3 separate regions of the Homo sapiens genome follow, and all the other regions are linked to region 1. A link is a loop called in an ENCODE intact Hi-C map of the cell type or tissue named here. Cell type or tissue: endothelial cell of umbilical vein. All regions are shown on one strand. Links, peaks and the distances in the headings refer to the core of each region. The heading gives the core; the rest is flanking DNA.

What was found. A loop is a pair of places that touch in the nucleus more often than their neighbours do. Peaks named below come from ENCODE experiments on the same cell type or tissue, not always from the same donor. Only the 100,000 strongest peaks of a DNase experiment are listed, where the experiment ranks them.
Region 2: it touches region 1 in a loop (12-fold over the local background); 4 of 110 quality-filtered maps call a loop at or near these places.
Region 3: it touches region 1 in a loop (3-fold over the local background); 2 of 110 quality-filtered maps call a loop at or near these places.

The regions. Positions count from the first base shown.
Region 1 is chr3:78,202,064-78,209,795 of GRCh38, forward strand. No RefSeq gene overlaps it. Among named protein-coding and RNA genes, the nearest start is that of LINC02077, 160 kb to the left of the region's middle. In endothelial cell of umbilical vein, for the core only: a CTCF peak has its summit at 3,061 (motif pointing left); a DNase peak (open chromatin) is centred at 3,108; H3K27ac peaks cover 782 bases.
Region 2 is chr3:78,642,412-78,650,143 of GRCh38, forward strand. It overlaps ROBO1 (roundabout guidance receptor 1), which reads right to left. Exons shown (of 31, transcript NM_002941.4): 20 at 5,218-5,244; 21 at 3,737-3,779. Among named protein-coding and RNA genes, the nearest start is that of LINC02077, 600 kb to the left of the region's middle. In endothelial cell of umbilical vein, for the core only: a CTCF peak has its summit at 3,543 (motif pointing left); a DNase peak (open chromatin) is centred at 3,510; H3K27ac peaks cover 70 bases.
Region 3 is chr3:77,811,969-77,819,700 of GRCh38, forward strand. No RefSeq gene overlaps it. Among named protein-coding and RNA genes, the nearest start is that of LINC02077, 230 kb to the right of the region's middle. In endothelial cell of umbilical vein, for the core only: a CTCF peak has its summit at 3,738 (motif pointing left); no DNase peak of the experiment used is centred there.

The sequences.
Region 1 (7,732 bases), core at 1,871-4,370:
TAAACCAGTATCTGCTCCCCACCCAAACTAGTAATGATTTTAAAGATCTTCTTTCTCAGAACCACTCTCAGTATCAAGATCTGGATTAATCAGGGTTCACCAGGGAAACAAAAACATGAAAATGTTTACTCATTTATTTATTTTATCTATTTATTATAATAAACTGGGTCATATGATTATGGAGGCTGGCAAGTCCCAATATCTGCAGAATGAGTCCATAAGCTGGAGATCCAGTAGAGCCCGCGGTTTAGCTCTAGTTTGAATTCAAAGACCTGGGAAACAGGAGAGCAAATTCCAAGCTGAAGGGTGGCAGATTCGAGACCCAGGAAAAGCCAATGTTTCAATTTGATTCTGAAGACAAGAAAAAAGCTGATGTATCAGTTCAAAGGCAGACAGACGAAATAATTATCTCTCACTTTGGTCAGTTTCTGTTTGTTTGTTTTATTCAATTCTTCAATTGATTGGATGAGGCCCACCAAATCATAAAGAGCAATGTTTGACTCAGTCTAATCATTTAAATGTTAATGTCATCCAGAAACACCCTCATTGAAACACCCAGAATAAAGTCTAACTAAATATCTTGGCACTCTGTGGCCCAGTTGAGTTAACACATAATATCACCACAGAGGTTAAGATTGTGAATAGTAGAGGCAGAATTTGAAACTGGGTGCTCTGAGTCAAGAACTTTGGCTTACAAACACTAGCAAATATTGATATATATATACTTCAGCGAAAAAGGAAAGTTATGTCTTAGGTGAAGTATAAATAACCCTGAAAGGAGGCTCTGATACAAATTACCATCACCACGGATTTTCCATTTTTGCTTAAATTTCCCAACACTCATAAACACCAAAGAAATTTCTTAAGACTTGTTTTTTTGGTAACCAGTTTATTCTGTTGGAAAGTTGGGAGGATGAAGTCAAAGTTTCTTCCAAAAGCTTCAAGTCTTCAGTGATTAGAATGTCGATAATATCAGTTTAAGAATAAGAATTTTGATGGAAGAATTTAACTTGGGGTTCTAGTGAGATATGCATATGGAAATATCAAAGAGTGACCAGTCCACAATTCAACTGAAAGATTAGAACAAGGTATATAAACCTGTAATGGTGGGGTCTCCTTTTTCTTTATTTTATATATATATGTATATTTACATATACATATATATGTATATATTATTAAAGCATTATATATATATATATGCTATACTGAGATATATTTCAGATGCCATACAATTCAACCATTTGAAGTGTACAAGTCAATGGTTTTCAGTGTATTCACAGAGTTATGCCACGGTCTCCACAGTCAACTTTAGAATATTTTCATTATCTGAAAAAGAAACCTGGGTCCAATAGCAGTCATTTCCCCTTTCCACCCAACCCCCCAGGCATGGGGAACCACCAATTTACTCTGTCTTCAAAGATTTGGCCTACTATGGAGAGAAAATACCATGAAGATAATATCCATAGTGAAAGAAGAGCTGCAAGGAGGCTTCCAGGAAATACAGGGGAGCTTAACATATCTCTTATGAAACATCTAAAGGACAAGAAATGCACTCACTGTTTGGAGATGGAAACAGAAATGTGCCATTGAATTGGGATCATCCTGTTTGCCCAAAGTGTATTAGAACAAGATATGCATAAATGTTTCTCACACACCAAATGTGTCCCATGAATGAGAGAGTTTGGCTGAGGACATTGAGTCTGCTCTAATAGGCCACTTAGGGAGCAGATGGACCTACAACTACAAGGCCTAGAAGGGACCCCTGGGACAGGGGAGCAGTTACAAGTAACCAATAGATATACATCCATTCTTCACCTGAGGTCAGGAGTTTGAGACCAGCCTGACCAACATGGCAAAACCCCATCTCTACTAAGAATACAAAAATTAGCTGGGTGTGGTGGTACATGCCTGTAATCCCAGCTACTTGGGAGGCCGAGGCAGGATAATTGCTTGAACCTGGGAGGCGGAGGTTGCAGTGAGCTGATATCGCGCCACTGCACTCCAGCTTGGGTGACAAAGCAAGACTCCATCTCAAAACAAACAAACAACGAAAAGAAGATATGCATCCATTCTTGTTAAATGAACTACAGAAGAGAGAGCCCAGCAAGAGATCTTTAAGGAATCCTCAGAAGTTCCTTGTCAAGAAAGTGGTAAACGCAGTCCTGCCTCATGACCCATCTATCTTTTCTTCTAACAGAGAAAACAATCAGAGCTTTCCAGCTCGGTGAAACCCAGAAGGGCCTGCTAGATGGGACAGAAAGTAGGAGTAACTATACAATCTCGATATATACCCAGGGGAAAAAACCTTCCTGGTACAATACGAGTGAGCATAAGATAGTTTTACATAAGAGCAGCGTGGTTCTCTGACTTTTCCTCCAAGCTTCACAGATCCAAGAGGAAGTTTGCTCACTGAAAGCAGTTTGGGCATATTCAGGCATCTCTACAATAATTTTCAAGGATACAATGTCATTCTCTCTCAATTTGCCCTTAGCAGATGCACACTTCACAGTATCTCTTTGATGGTTTCCTTGCATTTCCCTGTAAGACGGTGATAAAACACATTCCTTAGATAATGATAGGAAGACAAAAATTGAGCCATGCATGTAAATGGTTTTACTCTTTATAAGTAAAAATTATGTTTTTGTTTTATTATTTTTGCCATTATTCTCTTCTCAGTACTACTATAAAAAAAACACTGTGGTGGTTAAAAATAGTCTGTTTAATCAAATTACCTAAGGTAGAATCCTGGCTCCATCTTTCAGTAACCATTGCATGGGGACAAGTAATTTTATCTCTCTTAGCCTCTTTTCTTTCATCCATAGAGTAAGAATGATAATACAATATTTCTTGCAGAGTTTTGGTAAAAATTCAGTGAGCTACAACAGAAAAAACATTCAGTAAATGTTAACCAGTTATTGAAACTTTAGTATGCATAGAGGCTGCTGCATCACAGCCGGGGATTCTCTACTCTGGGTCCATGAAGCCTGGCTGGAGGGGCAAACAGAAAAAGCCACCAGCCAAGATCATGTGTAACTAGTGCCCTCTTGGGATCAAAGAAAAGAATCAAAATTACTGAGGAATTTGGAAAAGGAAGAGGCATGACGTGGGAACGCTAATCCCATAAGAGCTATTAATCATGGACCCCACTCAGGGACCAGGATGCTATGGCAGCCAGTGAGTCAGTTGAATGAAGCTGAAAGTTATTTTTTGGTCTAAGAAAATAAATCGTCTGAATAGGGTCTCAATGTGGTTTTCACAAGGGTGGGGAAAGTTGATTTGGATTGTATGACGAAAAGAAAACAAAATTTACAACCACAAAACAGAGTACAAAGATTCCAAAACTGGCAAGAGGAAACCAAGAATTTTGTAAATAGTTCATAATTCAGTTTCATTCACATCTTCAATCCAGCAGGATCTATGACTGAGATCAAGTTCCTCTCTCTCTCTCTTCCTTTTGATTTACTACTGTTTTTCCCTTTAGATCCATTCATCTTTTATTCTAAATAGAATATCCATGATTGATTAGGTTACTACTGGGCACTTTCTGTTTAAGAGCTGATGGGAATTTTCAGTGTACTAATAATTTGATATGACGTTCAAGTTATTTTATTCTTACTGCATTATTTTATTTAACCAAAGCTTAGTAAACTCTGTTGTAAGTTTGTTTTAAAAAGAAAAGAAAAAATAAAAATATTTTCTCATTACTTTGCCTTTTCAGTGTCCACTATATTAAATTACTTTCTTCTAAATTGTATTGCATTTTCCCTACAGGAATTGACGGCTGTCTAATGGATTTATGCAGTGTTTATATAAGGTAAAGAACACTTCAGTAAAAAATTGATTCAATGTATGTGCACTGTAATTGTAGTAATGTAACTTGACAGGATGAAGTTGCTTTTTTTTTTTTTAAGTCTGTTTTATAAAGGCATTCTTGGAATTTTCTGGCTTTTCTCTTTGCAAAATGGTCTTCTTTTGTGGCTTGACTGTACACAAAGCAAAGAAAGCATAGGAGAATATATGTCTCTCTCTCTATATGTATATATATATATATCTATATATAGAGATACAGACATACGTATGTGTATCTATATATTTAAAATTGAAGAAATTATCAAAATTCCTTATTTGAAAATTACAATAAAATTACTATAAAACATTTCACTTCAGATACTTCATGCTGATCATAAATGAGGGGCATGGATTTAGAAGGTAAAAATATATGGAGAAAAAAATTTCAGGAGTATACGACTTGTTTCCATGCTTTCTGCAGGAACTGTAAATTTCTCCTTCTTCTCAATATCCACTTAAGTTCACCTCTTTTTCCATTACATAATTAGCCAAATCAAATAGAAATACAACTTTGCAATCTTTTCATATTAGGATGCTACATTATTAATTAAAATAAGTACACAGAGCCCAATGGTGGATAATTGCTCCTAATCAATATATGTTATGGGATCATAATCTCTATTTTGAGGTCATGATTAATAATCTAAAAGTTGGATGTTGAATTTGTTTAGCTATCCATTATGATTTGACTTTGAAGCTGTTATAAAATTTTTTATTTGGCCAGCCAGAGTTGTCATTAGGACTCCTCACCTCCACTCCTGGCCCCACTCCCATTTCGAGGCCTTCAAGGTCCATAGTCAAAGACAACATAGGTAGCCCCTTTCTGACACAACTATGATAGCCAGGAGCTTCCCTACTGCTACGTTTGCCTCCTGCTGTGAACTAATTCACAATATTGTACTTCTCGTCAAATGACAACTCATGAACCATCACTTTTATAAGAGCCTAACAACTTCAGCTAACTACTTCTCTGCACAAACATGACAACTTCTGTCTCATCCTTCCATTTCACCTTTCCCTTTCTATAATTGTAGGTTTTATAATTAGCCATATGTGTCCCTTCCTTGTCATTAGATTGTGAATCCACTTAGATAGGGACCATATTATCTTTCATTCTACACACCAAATGCATAGTTAAGGTGAATACTACAGATAATGACAGAGAGCCAACAGGCTGATGTGAGCAAATTTGAAATAGGAGCTTAAAATATGATGACTTTTTTTATTCTAAAAGTCTGCCATAAAAGCATAAAGAGACTTCAAACCTGAAAAAGAGTATACTAAAACTAGGAAGCAAAGTGTCAGAAAAGAAATACTATAAACACAGGACACCGACCCAAGGCCACCTGACCTGTGAATTCACTTCTCATGTTCCTCTCTCTCTCCCCTTGGTGTGAACATTTGGCCCTCTACTGAACTCGTTAACCCAGTTGCTATGGTTTCGAAGTTTGTGTCTCCACAAAGTTAGTATGTTGGAACCTAAGACCCAATGTGACAGAATTAGAAGGTGGGGCCTGGCTGGGCACAGTGGCTCGCTCCTGTAATCCCAGCACTTTGGGAGGCCAAGGCGGGTGGATCACCTGAGGTCAGGAGTTAGAGACCAGCCTGGCCAACATGGTGAAACCCCGTCTCTAATAAAAACACAAAAATTAGCCAGGTGTGGTGGTGCATGCCTGTAATTCCAGCTACTCGGGAGGCTGAGGTAGGAGAATTGCTCGAACCTGGGAGGCGGAGGTTGCAGTGAGCCAAGATAGCACCACTGCACTCCAGCCTGGGTGGCAGAGTAAAACTCTGTCTCAGAAAAAAAAAAAAAATAGGAGGTAGAGCCTTTAAGAGGTGATTAAGTCATGAAGCTTCCACCCTCATAAATAGCAACCACCTTAGAAACGTCTGGAAGGAGCTAGCTGGGCCTCCTATGTCGTTCTGCCTTCCACCATGTGAGGATACAACACTTGCCCTTTTGGCCACATGAGGATGTAGCAAGAAGGCCTTCACCAGACGTCAAATGCCAACACTTTGACCTTAGACCTCCCAGCCTCCAGAACTGTAAGAAATAAATTTCTGTCGTTTACAAACTATCCAGTTTCAGATATTTTGTTAAAACAGCACAAACAAAGACACCACTCCTTCCTATAAACCACTTTTTCTACATGCCTATTATGTGCCAGCCACCTTCCACCAAATTTCAGACTGTCCACTTGATTTATATCCTGTGGTTTGTGGAGTCTTTTTCCTAATAATTTCACTACTCCTGCTTTTGAAAAACATTCTACATACCTATGAATATACATGTTACCTCATTTGGTAAGAAAAACATCTCAATAGTAAACACATTGAGGAAAGTTCCTCCAAAACTTGCTGCACATTTGTAAAGTTTAGATGACCAGGTAAAGAACTGGGATTAAAACAAGAAACTAACATCTTTTTTGGGTGAAGGAGGTAAAACTAGGGGCAAATGACACAGTCAGGTATGTAAAGCAGGAATGCCAAGCCAAACTCATCAATATTAAAACAAACAAGGAGGAACTCTAGACCAGATGTGTAAACTGAATCAGAGCAGACCCTGTGATGCAAGTAAATTTAGAGAACGAATGGCCTTTGGAATTAATAACCACTGGTGTGTATATGGAACTATAACTACCTGATAATGTAGAGACCAAATTACCTTGGGAATCTAATAACCTTGGGTGTATCCACATGATTATATCCACCTGACTGTATGCTTAAAATCACTGTTTTCCATGAGTTTCTGACACTCCCCAAGTGGCATTTAATACACAGACATATCTTTTGCAATTTTCAGAAACCGATGATATTTATTACATGGAGAGACAGCAGATACCTTGAAGGTGAAGACTATGATTCATTTTTCTTTAAGAGGCAATAGAGCAGGATGGTTAACAGCAAGGGTTCAAGCACTGGTGTGCTGAAGCCATTCACTCTGGTCCCAAGACTACACTGATAAATATTTAAAAATTTTATGACCCAGTTGTTAAACCTCTATTGATAGCTTGAAATCTGCTATGGTAGGAGTGTCTAAACAACGAAAACAGCAAACACTACAAACAAACACTTGTCTTAGCCCATTTACCAGCACAGTATTGGATGATTTGGGACCCAGCTAAACCACATATTGTGGGGAAATTATGTAATTAATTGTGAAGAAATTATTTAAGCCATCTGGGCCTCAGTTTCCTCAAATGAAAAATAATGGTAAAACCTGTTTCAGAGTGTTATTGGGGAAATACCCAAATTGAGTGTTCTGTTTCCTGCCAAGACCTTTGACTCACATATTTCTACAAGTTTCTGCTATTCCTTCAAAATACATTTATTTCATTTGGAGGCAATATCCTTTACCTAATTGATTACATTGATAATGACAGTATTTCAAATATGAACAACACTTTGAGGGGGTAATTATACCTCTCTAACAACTTTCAAATCATAGTCCATAACTATCTGTCTACACAGGACAAACTTAAATTTGGGTATCATAACATTGAAAAGGCTAATATAACATTTTGTTAGATAGCAATGCCTACAAAATATAATTACAGTGGCATAGAACATATTAAACACCACAGTTGAACTAAATATCTGCTTATATTTGAAATGAGATAAATATGAATGGAAATTTGAGTGCCATCTTCGTGAAGCTTGGGAAAGTGGAAAGCTTGTGAGATTGGAATCAGAAGACTTCAGGTTTGGTTTTAGCTTAATGCTATATATTGTGACTTGTGGATAAATCATTCAACCTTAACTTTTAAGCACATATCTGAAGGCCAGAAATCCAAATATCTGTTATATTTACATGCAAGCTTATCCTGAAGATTGAATTAGATAATATCTTTATAATCATTTTATAAGATGTAAATAAATGTAA
Region 2 (7,732 bases), core at 2,564-5,063, 440 kb after region 1:
GTCTCCCCTTCCCACTGGCAGATTGAATGAGCTATAAAGCCAAGGGCTAGATCTCAGAATTGCCAATATTTTAAAGAGAAGCAAAGGCTTGAGCTCTATTTCCTCACCTCCCACCAACAGGGAATGTGGTATTGGCATTCTCTACCAGGTTAGCCAGACTTTCCCATCCCACCCTTCTCAGGTTTTCTCTGCTTTCTTGCTTTATGCTGTGGTTTGGATTAAGTATGTTTTTTGGACACATTGCCTGGAATGTTTGAGGAAAGGAAAACAAATGAGTAGCAACGGCTACTTAATATTTCCATGATCATTTCCCTGGATTTTCTCACAAATTCTTTGCCCTTTTTAAGTTGGGAAGCAGTCTCTTTGCTTACCACACTCTTCATTCTCTCTTTTCCAGGAATAGCCACATTTGCAATGTTCACAATGATAACAGAGCTCTAGATAACCTTCTCCTTTTATCAGAGGAAAAAATACAGCCTCCACAATTTCTCTGAAGTTACAAAGGACTGAACTCAGGCCTTCTGACATTCATTTATTCAATGGCTCATTCATTTTTTTTTTACTTATAGGTGACATCTATCAAAAATTAATCATTCATGTGATTTATCGCATTTATTTATGTAATTTATTGCATTATTAAAAACCCATTTATCGATAAATAAACCACGTAATCTGCATCCTCCAGGAACTCACACTCTCTTGTCAGAGGCAATCATATCCACCAGGAGTTGCCAAACGTTTTTGGTAAAGGACCAGATAGTAACATTTTAAGGCTTCCCAAGCCATAGAGCTTATTTGATAACTACTCAACTCTGCCAATGTGGCTCAAACACAGTCATAGAAAATATGTAAACAAATGAGCCTAGCTGTATTCTTATAAAACTTTATTTACAAAAACAGGTGGCAGGCTGGATTTGGCCCAAGAGCCATAATTCACTGACCTCTGACATAAACAAAAGATAACCGCATCACCTTATGTTACGCACTTCATTGAGGTAATTCCACATTAGAGAGTTAATGGAGGGCATAGTAGGTGGAATTCAGTAAACTGAGAAGGGTCGCTGGGTGGGGAGACAGTCCAGACCTATGTAATACATGCACAGTGTAGTAAGGACACATAAGAGAATGCAATCTTGGCAAATGGCAGGTGGGGTGACACAGTGGATTGTAGGGTCTGGCACATTTTGAGGTGTGAAGTAAGTCTGCAGAGACCTAGAGCTGTGGACTTTGCATATTATGCCGAGTTTGGATCTGATATTCTAAACATGATAGGTCCTATTGATAATGGGATTTTCTGGAGCTCAGAAACATGATCAATATGCATTTCAAAAGATCGTTCTGTCTCCAGTGAGCAAAGGGAATTAGCAGGAAATAATGCTAATGAAGGTATTATAGATAAAGGTAGGACTCCTGAGAGCTTTTGTCATAGATTAGGCAAAGGAGAAGTAGGGCTTGAAATGAAACAATATGAGAGTGAAAGGAGTAAGAGACAGCATCAACAAAATGCAGTAATGGATACAGGAGGTCCAAGAGGATGGCTGGAAGGTTTTGGCTTTGGTGTCATTAACTATGTGAGGTAGGAGGTCCAGTGAGGACTCAGAAAGTCTGAAACACATGAGGGAAACCAGTGCTTAAGGGGCAGACACAAGAGAAGTCAGTGTAGGAGTTTGGTTCATTATTCCCTCTCTGATCTCACTAGATCACGAAACATAGACACAGACACACATACACACACAATGACACACACATCCGTAAGTGGCTAGGAATGAGGCCCCTTCGTAAAGCATCCTTATTGTCCTCATCCTATTTTATTTTTTCCGTAGCATTTATCAACTGCTGATATTGTACAGCTGACTTTTTAAAAAAATGTTTATTATTCATCTCGCATTTCCGCCACTATAATGTAAGGTCTGGAAGGGCAGGAATTTTTATACACTTTGCTTACTGATGCTTCCCAAGTAAGTAAACTAGCACCTGTCACATAGTAAGTGTTCAATATATTGCATGAATAAATAATTCTAAAATTTTGTATATAACTGACATTTTGAGCATTGACTCTGAAATCTTTATTGAACTGTTGCCTCCGTAACATCCCAACATCGTTTAGCATTTCATTTAGGAAAATGATCATTTCTACTTACTATTTGAAATAAATCAGTTTCACTGACAGGGATTTTATTTTTAACTTTAAAAAGCTATGTTTGTTTTGTGATATAGTGAGCTTTCCAAATAGCTCAGGAACTTTGTAATTTTTCCATCCTGCCGTGGCAACTAGCATTTGCTACCTATGCATTCCTGCCATTGTTTCCCATGTGCCAGTTTGCTCTATCCAGGTTGTAAATTCTTTTAGAGTAGGAACCAAGCTTATTTTTCTGTATGTGTGTGTGATACTTGTGTACACACACCCACGCACAGAGGCTAGTGAAGAACATATCAAAGACACTCAAGAAGCACTTTCACATGCTTTGATTAGTGAGGAGGTTGAAATATACACATGTAATGAAGTGGTTATAAAATCAGGTATTCCAGATTCACCCACGAGAAAATGTTCTTATGCCAGAGGCTCTTTCATGAATGTCTGGGCTGTGATTTAGATGGAATTCCCCTGGATGCACAAACATGCCCTGGTTTAATTCCTGAATCAAGTGGATTTATTCCTTATGAAAACCTCCCTAGCTTTGGGTCTGTCACTGGCTGGCTTTGTTTCACAGGTATGAAAACAGGAAGTTAGCAATACCCAGGAAAGAAAAGATTAGTACTTGTTGCCAAATTTGTACAGCATTGGCTAAAGGTGGTCAACCTTCTTTTTTTTTAAACCACTCTTTGTTATATACTAAATTCAGTAATTTTCTTATCCGGTGGTATGTTCCTTGAATTTAGGAATAATATCTTACTCATTGTTATCTTTCTAGTAGCAGTCATGTTATACAGCTGTACAAAGAAGGGAATTTAGTAAGTTCACTGAATTTGAATTATAAGATGGTTTTGGTTGGAAGATTTTTTTTTTTTTACACTGTAAGCTAGATGTTACTGTTTTGGAGAAAAAAAAAACATCTTATTGTGAAAAATTCTGAAGCTTGGCTCATCACATAACTTATACCTTATTTCAGCCCCTTTAAGCTGGTTGTCACATCAATTTGTGATTTCTCTGTGAATATATTAAAGTTCACTGAATAATAATTACTTTAAAAATCATAAATATGAGATTCATTTCAATTAGAGGAGGGAAAACATTCTTTGTTAACAAGTTACCCAGATTTCCTCTTTTATTTCAACACATTTTCCTGCAAATGGGGAAGTGAACTATGTTGAATTCATAACAAGAATAAACAAACATAACCTACAACTTATGAGCAATTGCTGTGTTCAGCAGGTTTTTCAAATGAACTCTTTTTCTTGGATAGTATTAGTTAACTAGCTGTATTTGTTAATCTTCATAAATGCCACCGCTTAGTCACTTTAACTCCTTTTAATCATTTGCTAAATCAGCAAGTCTCTTTCTCAGTTAAAGTCCTCCCTCTAGTGGTCACTGACTAAGATGCAACTACTCCAATCAACTACATTTGTGTGTAAACAGCTTGTTTCAACAGCATAGCTGAATGGAGTCTTCGTCAAGGAACTAAATAAATTCCACCTTTAAGTTAGACTTTTTAAGCAGAGAAAGTGGTGTCATTGAGGAAGATGAAGAAATATTTGGAATTCCCTGTAGGATCTACAAAACAAGCAAGATAATTACCTCCCTCCACTGCTGACAGCTTCGCCTCCTCTCTGGTAAGTTACTAGAATGTTACGAAAAAAAAAAGGAACAATTAATAGACATATTTATATATCAAAAGCTATTACATTCATGAGCTTCTTTCTAAAATGGAATTCCTTCTGTCTTCCTAGACAGAAGCATTGCAAAAATCACATGACGTAACAGATTGATTCAACTAGTGACATTTCTTTAAATATTGTATAGAATTAGATATACATATCATATATCTAATTATATATATAATTAGATATCTATATATCACTCTTATTTTCTTCAAATTCCAATAAGGTGGAGAATCAAGAAAAAGCAAAACATCAGTACACTTATTAAATATAACTGTTACACATCTGTACATTAGCATTCCGATGGATTTCCATTTTGAATTTATTATTGGAGCACATAATTTCATAATTTTATATAGGTGTAAACTTAAACTCAGGAAAAAAAAAAACTACTAGATTATTTTCCCGGAAGTATGAGTACCAGTAAGTCAAAGAGAAATGTTAAAATAAACCTTTCTACACACAAAGATGTATGCCAAGTTGTGACTATTAATTCATGTGACCTATTTTTTATTGTGGCTTCTGCAAATTATTTCTCATTATATTTTCATCAGACATGTATAGATAATCAAAATATATTATAATGCTCTTGAAAGCATCCTCAGCTTAATAAATTTGGGATGGAAAAATTTAACCATAACAAAAAAAAGATTTTCACATAGTTAGGCTAAGTGGTTAAGAAGATTAGCTTTTCTGTAAATACAGACACATTTTCTAAGAAGAAATGTGTTTTTAAAGCTGCCAAGTTCTGCTACTTAGAAGAACTCCAAACTGGAAGTCTGTTATAGAGAGATAACTGCTCCCAGTGATGACAATAACTGGATTAAAACTGAGAGGGCACAACTACACGTACATCTTTTCCTGGAGGTGATATGACAGAAGAGGACCCATTTTGAAAGAAATTGGATAGAACGGAATATTAGGATTCTGACTTAGGGAAAACGAAAAGTTCTATCTTTCACATGTGCTGGATATTGTGGTTACCTTTAACAATATTGATTCTGGGGACAGAGAATTATAAGGGAGAGAAATTTTTGTTGGAAAACTTGAAAGCTTAAGTTGAAAAATGCACTGTCAAGTCTGAAGTAGTCAATAAGATCATTAGCATGTTAAATCATGCTGAAGGTAGAGACAGTGTGTCTACTTAATGAAACACATGCAAACAAGGCCAAGATCCAGTGTGGAATTGTGAATAAATAATTGCATCGAATGGATGAAAAGCAACACCAACCATTTCTACCTTAAACACATGCCTGGTGTGAGTAAATCAAGTATTACATTCCACTTTAAGTTCTTTCCCCCAACTTACTGCAGAAAATGAAATAAAAACAGAAACACAATAGTGGAACACATGCCAAACTAACAATGGAAAGGAGGAGGGTAAGTGCAAATATATACCTGTTGGTGTGAAGGTAAAAGACGGGACTGAAAAATCAAAACAAAATATAAACCAGTTATTAAGCTGAAGAGAGAAAGGGAACATATCACATTAGTATAAATCAAGCAGACAGCTGAACATAAAACAAATGTAAATAACTAAGCCAGTAGTTCTGACAATCTGATCTATGAATAAAACCAATTCTGAGGTTAAAAAAAGAAGCTTGTCTCTACAGGTACCATTTTGAAGTGTCTGACATTCTAGTACACTCAGGAAGGGAATTATGCTAGGTTAGCCTGTGAATGACCCTGCATTTAGTAACACAGATTTAGCTCGTGGCTTTCGTACAAACAAGAATCCTCCACTATTAATCATCTCCAAACACAGGATGATGGATTCTTAAATAAGTATTATCAGAGTCTTGCTGGAACCTTATCTAGAAATCTGAAAGTAAATGCTTATTAAAGTGAACTACTAGGTGCACTTATGTACTTAACATTGAGAGAAAAAAAAGAGAGAAAGAAGGAAAAGAAGGAAAGGCAAGGAAAGGGGAAGAAGAAACAACAAACAAACAAACACAACACAAGTAAAGGAAAGGAAAGAAAAAGATGAACTGAATAAAAGAGAACCATAAAATTTAACTATTTCACTGAGTGGAAATGCCTGACATCTTATCACATAACTGACATTTTTTATCATCATAAAAACTTGTGAATGGACAGAAAAAACTGGAGTTTTAAATTTTAATTTCTTTGAGTTTACTTTTAGAAGCTTCCTAGAAGTAGGCTGGACATTCTTTTAATACCACAGTAGAAGCTAAACAATAGAACAATAACACCCTTCTGAAAACCTTCACTCTCTCTGCAGTTATAAATCTTAATCTAATCAATAATGCCTGAAATTGAACCGCAGACCTCAAAAGTAGCAGCCATTCCTCCCCCACTTTTCCTATCTTCTCCCATTCCTGGGGGGTTGGATAACGGCAGAGCAATTTCCATGTCATTTCATAGAGGGAGGAGATTGACTTATTTCCAATCTCTTCATGTTAAATTAAAGTAAACGCTGCTCTGGTTAAAAAAAAAAAAAAGCAAGGAAATATATGTTATTCCCTCTAAGATTAAAGTTTCTTTAAAATAATCTTTAGTAGAAACAAACTAGAATATTGATTACTTATCATGTATCAAAACACTGCCAGAATTATATTTTCTATTTCACATTTGAACATCTCCAAGAAATTTACTGTAGAATCGGAGCATTTGGGGTTTGCAAACCGAAACGCTATAGCGTCCTCTACAATTGTCACTTCTTACCAAGCCACTTTATCTCTGAGCATACTAGAAAGAAGAAAAGCAAAAACCTCAGTGCTGTGTCCCCAATTTATACCCTGGCCTTCGTGTGCAGCACAGCAGTCCCTGTCTTAAGAATCCTATTGTGTTTTTTTTCAGTCAGGTCTTTTCAGAGAGTCAATGTAATTTAGCTACATTCAAAAATTCAGAGCCATAGTAACAAGTCTTCATAAAAAAAAAAAAAAATGAAAGGTGCATTTGAAACTAAAGCTATTCAAGCAAGAATGGAGTGCCTGAACATTAATTTGCAATCACAAGGACACCGGGAAAATATGAAAGGTCCTTGTCATTACTTCTCCTAGCTAACTGCTAACCCCACTTTGAGGAACTGAAGAAGAGATGAAAAGGAGGTCAATCTAAATGAAATTTTCACTGCTAGCACACGAAATAACAACTTAATTTTCAAAGCTTCCAATAATATAATAAACTCTCTGGGTCCCTAAGTGATGCGGGTGCAATATGTGAATGCATGTGGACAGGGGGTACCCAGCGAACTGGCAGATGTCACACCGATAGCTAAATGTAAGGGGGAAATGTTAAATATGCTCACTGTTCCCCTGAAGTTACACTCTGGCTTGATGTTTTATAGGTCAGTAGGCTCTTTTACATTTTTTATTCTTTAAAATATTTCACTTTCTTTTTTTCTTAAAATTACTGGCATTGACTTTGGTATAGAAAATTTAAGATCTCAAAATGCACTTAAAAATTGCCTAGAAACAAAATTATGAAAATGTGCCAACAGGACAAAGTGAAGAAAGCAGAATCAAATGCTCATCAAATTACATTTGTAATTATGTTCTATGATTTCTGCTTAAACACAAGCTAAGTTGAAAGGGCAATGGTATTAGTTTAATAGGTTTTGCACAAAGAGCACATAGGCATTTGTTGGCATGCTCAAAGTACGTTAGTAAAGAAAAAGAAACATTTCAGTAGGAAGGAGAGTTGCATGTCACATTTTTAGAGTTCAAGACAATGTAGACCATTAAATTATTATAATCACGTAGCTATGGCACTTCATAAGAAACACAGGATTCCACTGACTGGCTATTTGCAAAACAGAGTTCATGATGGAGGTCTTTTGATGAAGAATTCAAGAGACTCCACATCTATATGTTAATTAGTCACTCTTTTCCTCATTCAAATCCAAACATCTTCTACCCCAAACACCCTACCCCTTCCCCACTCCACC
Region 3 (7,732 bases), core at 2,564-5,063, 390 kb before region 1:
TGTGTTGTTATAACAAAATACTTTAGGTAATTTATAGAGAACAGAAATGTACTTTTAGTGGAGGCTGGAACCCATGATCAAGGCACCAGCAGGTTCAGCTCTAGTAAGGGCCTAATCTCTGCTTCCAAGTTTGTGCCTTGTTCCTGCATCCTCTGAAGAAGAGGAATGCTGTATCCTCGGCAAGTAAAAGAGGTAGAAGGCATGGAAGGGCAAAAGAGAGAGGGGCAAACTCCCTCCATTGAGTCCTTTCATAATGACATTAATCCATTCATGAGGACAGAACTCTCATGACCTAAATACCTCCCCAAAGACCCATCCTCCCAACATTTGCATTGGGGATTATGTTTCCAACACACGAAGTTTAGGGAATACATTCAGACCATAATACCAGGTAAGCTGCCCCAGCCAAATGCAGCCTAAAGTGAGTCCCTGTTGGTATTTGCAAATGCACAAGCAGCTAACTGCAAACACAGGAGTAATGCCAGACATGTGGGCTCTGCTGTTGGTTGGATTTGGCAGGTTTCATTTACATGGGAAAGTTCTGTTTCATGTGTTTTTCATTCTCTTCCACAGACTAATAGGCTAGACTAGGTGTGTCTTTCTCATGATGATGGCATCAGCTCATGTAGAACTGCATTTTACACAAAGTCTCTTAGATTCTTGACTTGGAACTAGCTCTCTGTAAGTTCCATTTTATTCCATTGGTCAAAGCAAGTTAGTTAGATGACCAAACCCCAAATCAGGGGACAGAGAAGTGTCCTCTTTTGTGGAAGAAAATGCAAAGTCTCAAGGCAATAGCTTTAATCAGAGTGATTGTGAAGTATTGGAGCCATTAACACAATCTATGACTCCTAGAAAGATGTCACACAGTTAAGTAATTACAGCATAATTCATTCATTAAACTTGTATTAAGTATTATGAAGAAGAAATACTGCATGGTAAGCTCTACATGGAAAACAACAGAGAAAACAAATATATTGTTAAGCATTTCTATTTCAAGATTACAATCCTGGATAATTATAATATTGACTATCACATTTCCATAGTAGGAGCTATTTAATAATGCACATGATATCTAGTCTGCATTTTGTTAAATGCATAAAATTGACATTAAGCAACAAAACTAATATCCTGGTTACGTAAAAATCTCTGATTATTTTTCTATTTAATTTTGAGAGCTAAGCAAGCCAGGCTATTTCCTTCTATCTCCAATGATTTCGCACAAAACTTTTACACCATTTGGGATTACATACTATGTGGTTTTATATCTTTAGGTTTGAGAAACATATATATTGCTTAGAGATTATGAGAGAGTGAGGCAGGGAATTACTAGGGAAAAAAATTGTCCTCAATGTGTTACCTTTGCAGAGAAAGAAAAATGCACCACCATTTATACTTTCTTGGGTATCTTGTTCAGGACCCTTCTCATTATTCTACCGTCCACTCCCTGACTCACTACTCTGCAGGAGGAGGAAGGAGTATCTAATTTGTCCACATAATCAGTTGGTGTTTCAAAGCTCTCTTTTCTCCCTTGACTGCCTTCATGCAGAGTAAATTCTTCTCTTTTTCCTCTTCCATGTAATAAATATTTTCCTCTTCCAAAATAAAATAATTTCCTCTTCCAATGTAATAAATATTTTGGGATCTATCCTCTCTTACAACAGGGTGGAAAAATGAGGAAGAAACTGCTGTTTTGAAATTTTATCTGCATCTAGGTAGGCAAACTCAAATAAGAGTGGGATAAGCAAAATATCCCTGCTGTATTTTCCAATCTAGTTTTACCAATAATGTATACTTAGATTCTGATTTGGCTTCTTCTGTCAGCTGTTAGTTGATTGGATTTAAGATGGCTGCAAATTCTATGACATTCCTTCCGTTGAGAATGGGGTCTATATCCCCTGCTCTATAAATTCAGTGAGGAAGTGATGCTATTTAACTTCCAAGGCTGGGACACAAAATTTCCATGCAGCTTTTACCTTGTTCTCCTAGAACAATCACTTTCTAGGTGCTGCCTCTTGGGTATCTCAGAATCCAGCTGCCATGCTAAGAGAAACCTAAACTACCTAGGGAGGCCCTGTGTGGGTATCCGGCTTGCAGTCCCAGCTGAGGCAGATTAAGTCAGGCACCAGACAAGGAAGTGAAAGAGGCTCCAAAATTATAGACCAGAGACCAGCTATTTTTGTTGGACACTGTCTGAATTCCTGATCCACAGGAGCAATTAACATAATCAAATAGTGGGTTTTTTTTTCAGGCCACCAAATTAGGGCACATTTGTTATATAGCGATAATGACTGGTACATTCGAGAAAAGAGCGTGGATGAGGGACAACCATGCATCCATGCAACAGATGAATCATACAAAAGAAAAGGACAATTCTTGGGAAAGAGAACTCTGAGAAATGTAAATCTGTTTCAGGAGTTCTTCAAGCCTCATCAGGATCTAACTGGCCAGAATTGGTTGCTTCCAATTAAGCCCCTAATATTCAAAGCCAACTATTAGCACAAGTCTGAAATGGCTTTAGGAATGTGATTTTAGAATGACTGAGGCCAGATTGTAATCACTGGAAACACAAGTATCACCCACCTGGTCAGCTCCATGCCAGCACCCTGGAATGATGGGAATATATATGTACGCGACCTTAATTACAGCAAATTTAAAAATACTTGTGTGTGCCTGTGTGTGTGTGTGGGTGGGTGGGTGTACTACCTTAGAGAAAAAGACAAATGACAAGAAAACAAATTTATATCAGAGTTTGAGTTTAGTCATAATACACTCATCTTCAGATATTCTTTAGATACACACACATACACATACACACACATACACATACACATACACACACACATACATATCTCCTGGATTTACAGCAAACCTTCATCACCTCTTCTCTTGTCTTCATTTTTATCTATATTTCTAACTATGAAATTACTATTTATTTGAATTGAAGATCCTAAGATAATTGAATATTTATTTTCTCTACCACATGTCAAGTATGTTAAGAATTTAAAATTTCAATAATAAGGATGAGACAAACAAATAAAAACCTTTAAAATAATTTAATAGCTGAGGTCATCAAAACTGTACTATTCCCAGAATTTAATGATCCAAGTTTTTTTGTCCCTCTTTCAATACTGCAGAATGGTTACAAAATTTATTTTGGAATTTTAGTATAAAACTTATACTATTTTAGTGCCTAATTCACATCCTTGGGAGAAAAAAATTAGCTTACCTTTGTACTGGTTATTTAGACTCAGTTTCAAATTACAGGTACTCACAGGCACTAGCTTAAGCAATATGGAATATTTATTACAATGATGCTAGAATATCTCATAGAATTGAAGGGTAGGCATAAATTTAGTTCTCTGGAATTGCCTGGAGACAGGAACTAGGAGGTTTTATGCCTCTCTTTGTGTCTGTTTCAATTTTCTCATTCTCAAGGATCAGCTGATTCCAATTTTCCTGACCACATAGCAAAACAACAACAACAACAACAAAACATGGCTGCTGATGAATCCCGAGTTGACATGTTGCTCCCTGGAGCAGACTTTTGTTTTTTCAGTCTCAACTTCAAATTCCTAGGGATTGAACCATGAATAGCTTAGGCTAAGTCACTGTCTTTGGGGAGTGGACTCTGATGGCCCTTCCCTGTCAGGCCTGGTGAGGGGACAGGGTTGTGTTGTACAAAACAGCTTCCCAGACAGACTATTGCCCTCCTGTGGTGAAATGGGGAAAGCAGCTCCCCAAAAAGGGTGGTATGAAAAGTGAGTTGAAATCGGTCACCTTAACATTAGAGTCAGTGCAGGTGCAGCAGGTTCTGCAGTAGTAGCTGGACATCAAATAGGTAGAACTATTTCCACAGAGCCCAGGCAATACCTGTTTTAGCAGAAGTGACTAGTAGAGATACTTCTGATTCAGCACATCCAGACCAATAGAGTTGGGGTTGTATGAGGTCCTGTAAGAAATGGACATTTCAGGCCCCAAGTGGCTTCTAAGGCCTGCTCTTGTATTTCCTTATTTACCAATATATTGTTAAAATATGTTCCCATCACCTGAGAAAACTGAATGTGATTCTGTGCTATGCAACTTAAACGAACCTATTTCATACACTTCTCAGGATGCAAACAATTGACACTGTTAGTGAGACTGAAAGGATGCTCAGATTAACAGTTAATAATTTTGAAAAGTGTTTTTTTGAAAAGTGTTAGTTTTATTGGTATTAAAATGAAAAATACTAGTGATAATAAGTGACAACAGTGCTAACTACTTTATATTGAGTGCTTACTGTGTTCCACTGAAAATACTTCACAGGCATTGTCTTAACCTAAACACCACATTGGTCCTATGAGGTTGTTTTAATGTTATCATTCTCGTTTTACAAATGAGGAATCTGAGGCTCAGAAAAGTTAAGTTTTCTGAGGTCCCATAGCCGGGAAATAATGAAGCCAAAAATATGACACAGAACCTCAGCTCTTAACCACTTTGCTGAACTGCTTCCGCGGGACTTTTAAAACATATAGAGTATTGAGAACGGATCGCGATTTCATTTTGAGAAACCAAGTAAAGTGCAATCTAAAGACACATACATAGAGGACTCCCAGTAGCAAATATGTGGTTTACCTTTCCACATATTTTCTGAAATATTTGCCCTTGGATACTAATCCTAAAGTATTTCAACATCTGGTTCAAATTACACATTTTGCTTTATCTATAAAACTGCAAAACGTTGTATCATTAGCACCAAGCAAACATGTGTTCCTCATTATGTTTTATTCTATTCATATTGAAATAATTATTAAATGACATCAGTTTCTCTATTTTCCTTATTTACTTGTACTATTTTAGTAGCAAATAAAGTGTTTTATTGTTAGTATAAAAAGCCATATTGAAATTTTTGGAAATTTTATTATTTTATCTTGTTTTTGCAAGTCATCAGTTGTGATAAAGTTTAAAAAAGTTATAACCCAGTTTATTAAAAATAACTCCCACTCTAATAAACCTACACTTCCAAATGTCACCAGTTATTGTTTAAGAGAAATTGAAAAGCCTTTTAAAAATGGCTTGTCTCTATTCAACATCCTAGGATTCTTAACACTGTGGACCACCTCCTTTTTCTAAACTACCACGAGTTTTAAGAGTGGGAATAGAAATGTGAAATGGGAAGACGAAAATACTATTTGGAACATTGATGTGAAGGAGAACAGTGATGCAGCTGTAGAAGGTTGCAGGTATGTAAAGATTAAATAAAAATTGTTATGTGTCTTCATTTGTTTTCTGAGCTCATAGAAATGTAGAGATGTTTATTTTGGACAGGAAAGACATAGAGTGGGAAATTTGGAGTCCCAGATAAGGTAGTGGATGACCTGTGAAGCAAAATCCATGATAATGAAAGAGATGGCAAAAGATGCCTCCCCATTGTTCCCTGTGAAAGGCTGAATATAAGATTTGGGAAAAATGTGACACATCCCTGAAAATGAAAGAGGGTAGAAGATAAAGATCAATACAAATCCAGATAGATGTACAGATTGAGACTGGGAGAAAGGGAGAAGTGAAGACCTCCCTTCTGATTTACCACTGATAGGACAACTACTATCCTCCTTCTGTCCCTTTATGGCCTTTTTCTTGTTCTTGTTTTTCTTCTCCTTTAATTGTTCTTTTAAACAAGCCTAAAATATTTGGTATTGAAGCACAGTTCATTTCTGAGAACACAAAGTTATAATTGGATTTTGGATTTCCATGAGGCAAAAAAAAATAATTTTTTATTATTTTTGAGATATCAAGAGAGAAAATGTTATAATGAATCAAAGACTAGGCTGAAGAAATCTTTGGCAGAAAGAAATCGAAAGCATGTATTTTCTTGGATATATAATATTTTCTTCAATTATATAAAAGTCAAAAAATAAATTAAAAAGACAGAACCCAATACCTATTGGCTGCATTTGGCCATAGCCGGGTTTATACTATATGGCCTAACTCCCTTCACCTGGGAATCTGACACCTGCACTCTGATTGAAATGATTATCTGTAGCATCCTCATTCTTTATTTTTGGAGGTGATTATGAATATTCATTTTTTTAGTAAAAACTTGCAACTGTCATTTGTTTTAATAATTGAGCAATTATTTCAATCATTTGTTAGAACTTTGCTGTTTTGAGGGTTGATTCTGAAAATAAAATGACCTGGAATGTTTTCATTTTAGTTTGGATAGGAAAAAACAAAGTGAATACCATGGTACATATGTTCACTGAAATTTTAAATTACTTAATTTTCATCCCATGTGTCCTGAGGAGAGTAAAAGTACCAATGAAAAACAATTGTAAGACATTTTACACACCATTAAAAAATAAATAAATTACTTTAGGGCCCATGTAATACTCTTTTGGAATTCAGTTTTATCTGAATAAGTTTCAGACCAAGTCTCTTTAGTTAACTTCATTATCTTTAATCCTGCATTAAAGATAATTACACTGATATTTTTTACATTTGTGGTCTTTGTTATCCACTCTTTGTGAATGCTATTTTTAACTTTTGCTACTTCTACACCCTCAAAGTCCAGAAAGAGCATAACTTTGCATGAAGGCAAACAAACTTTACGCATCTTCTGGGACCCCTCTCCCAGAAGGGTGATTTAGTAAATTCATCCCTTGCACCAAATGTTAAACCGCTATTTAGGCAACTGTTAGCAGAAAAATGAAATGTATTTTATTATTCCATATAATGCTAGATTTTAACAAACTATATTATGTTTGTAAAACTATCTAAAGGCAGCTAATGTATGTATAAAATGTGTTCAATATTACCTAGGGCTACTAAATGATATCATGATTCATCAAATTATTTGGTTATTTTTGCTATTGGAAACTCTTTAAATATGTATTCACACAATTTTTTCAAAGATTTTTCAGGATTAAATAATCACTTCAAATTAGAATGAGATGTTTTGAGAGTACTATAAATTGAGTCAATATTCATTTCAACCACTTTCTAATACAATTTTCTTTAAAAAAATCTGGTAAACTAAAAAGAAATGAACAAATTATTAATAGATACATAGATGAGCACATACATACATACATAGATAATTACCATTTTCAGATTCCTTTGCAGACGGACTCCCACACAGCTGTGGTTCCTCTAAGTAGTTATAACTACATCAAATCAGAGGAAGGAAGCAAGCAATGAATGAGAGGAAGCAACTATATCGAGGGATGTTGGCTTCTTATAAAGCATGTAGCACAGGTTCAGTGGGTTTGATGCCTTGTATTCTGGTCTAGTGGAAGTCCTAGCATGTAACTCTTAAAATCCTTAGTGCCTAGCACAATAAAAAATAGTGTTGGGGCTTTCACTTGAAGGTAATTAAATATGATTGAGCTTTTTCTTAGCTTCTGTTGTTACTGTCCTTGGAGATTCTTTCAGCTCTCTAAGACTCTAATAAATCTCTTTCTATTTAAGCAAATCACACAGATTAATAACGGACACTGATTTAGGTTAAAAACTACACTTGTAAAAATAGAGTATCCCAATTTGGTACCTAGTGATACGGGGGTGAAGCAGAGGAAGGCCAGCTCCTAGAAGGAAAGGAAGAATTAAGTAGGTGGGGAGAGAGAAAGAGAGAGAACCTGAAAGAAAGACTGGGGGCAAGCTGTGGGGAATGAATGTAATAGCAACAGTCCCAGAAATGTCAATGAATCTTTCCAAATACTTAACATTAATGGTGCTGTTCGTAAAAGTAGGC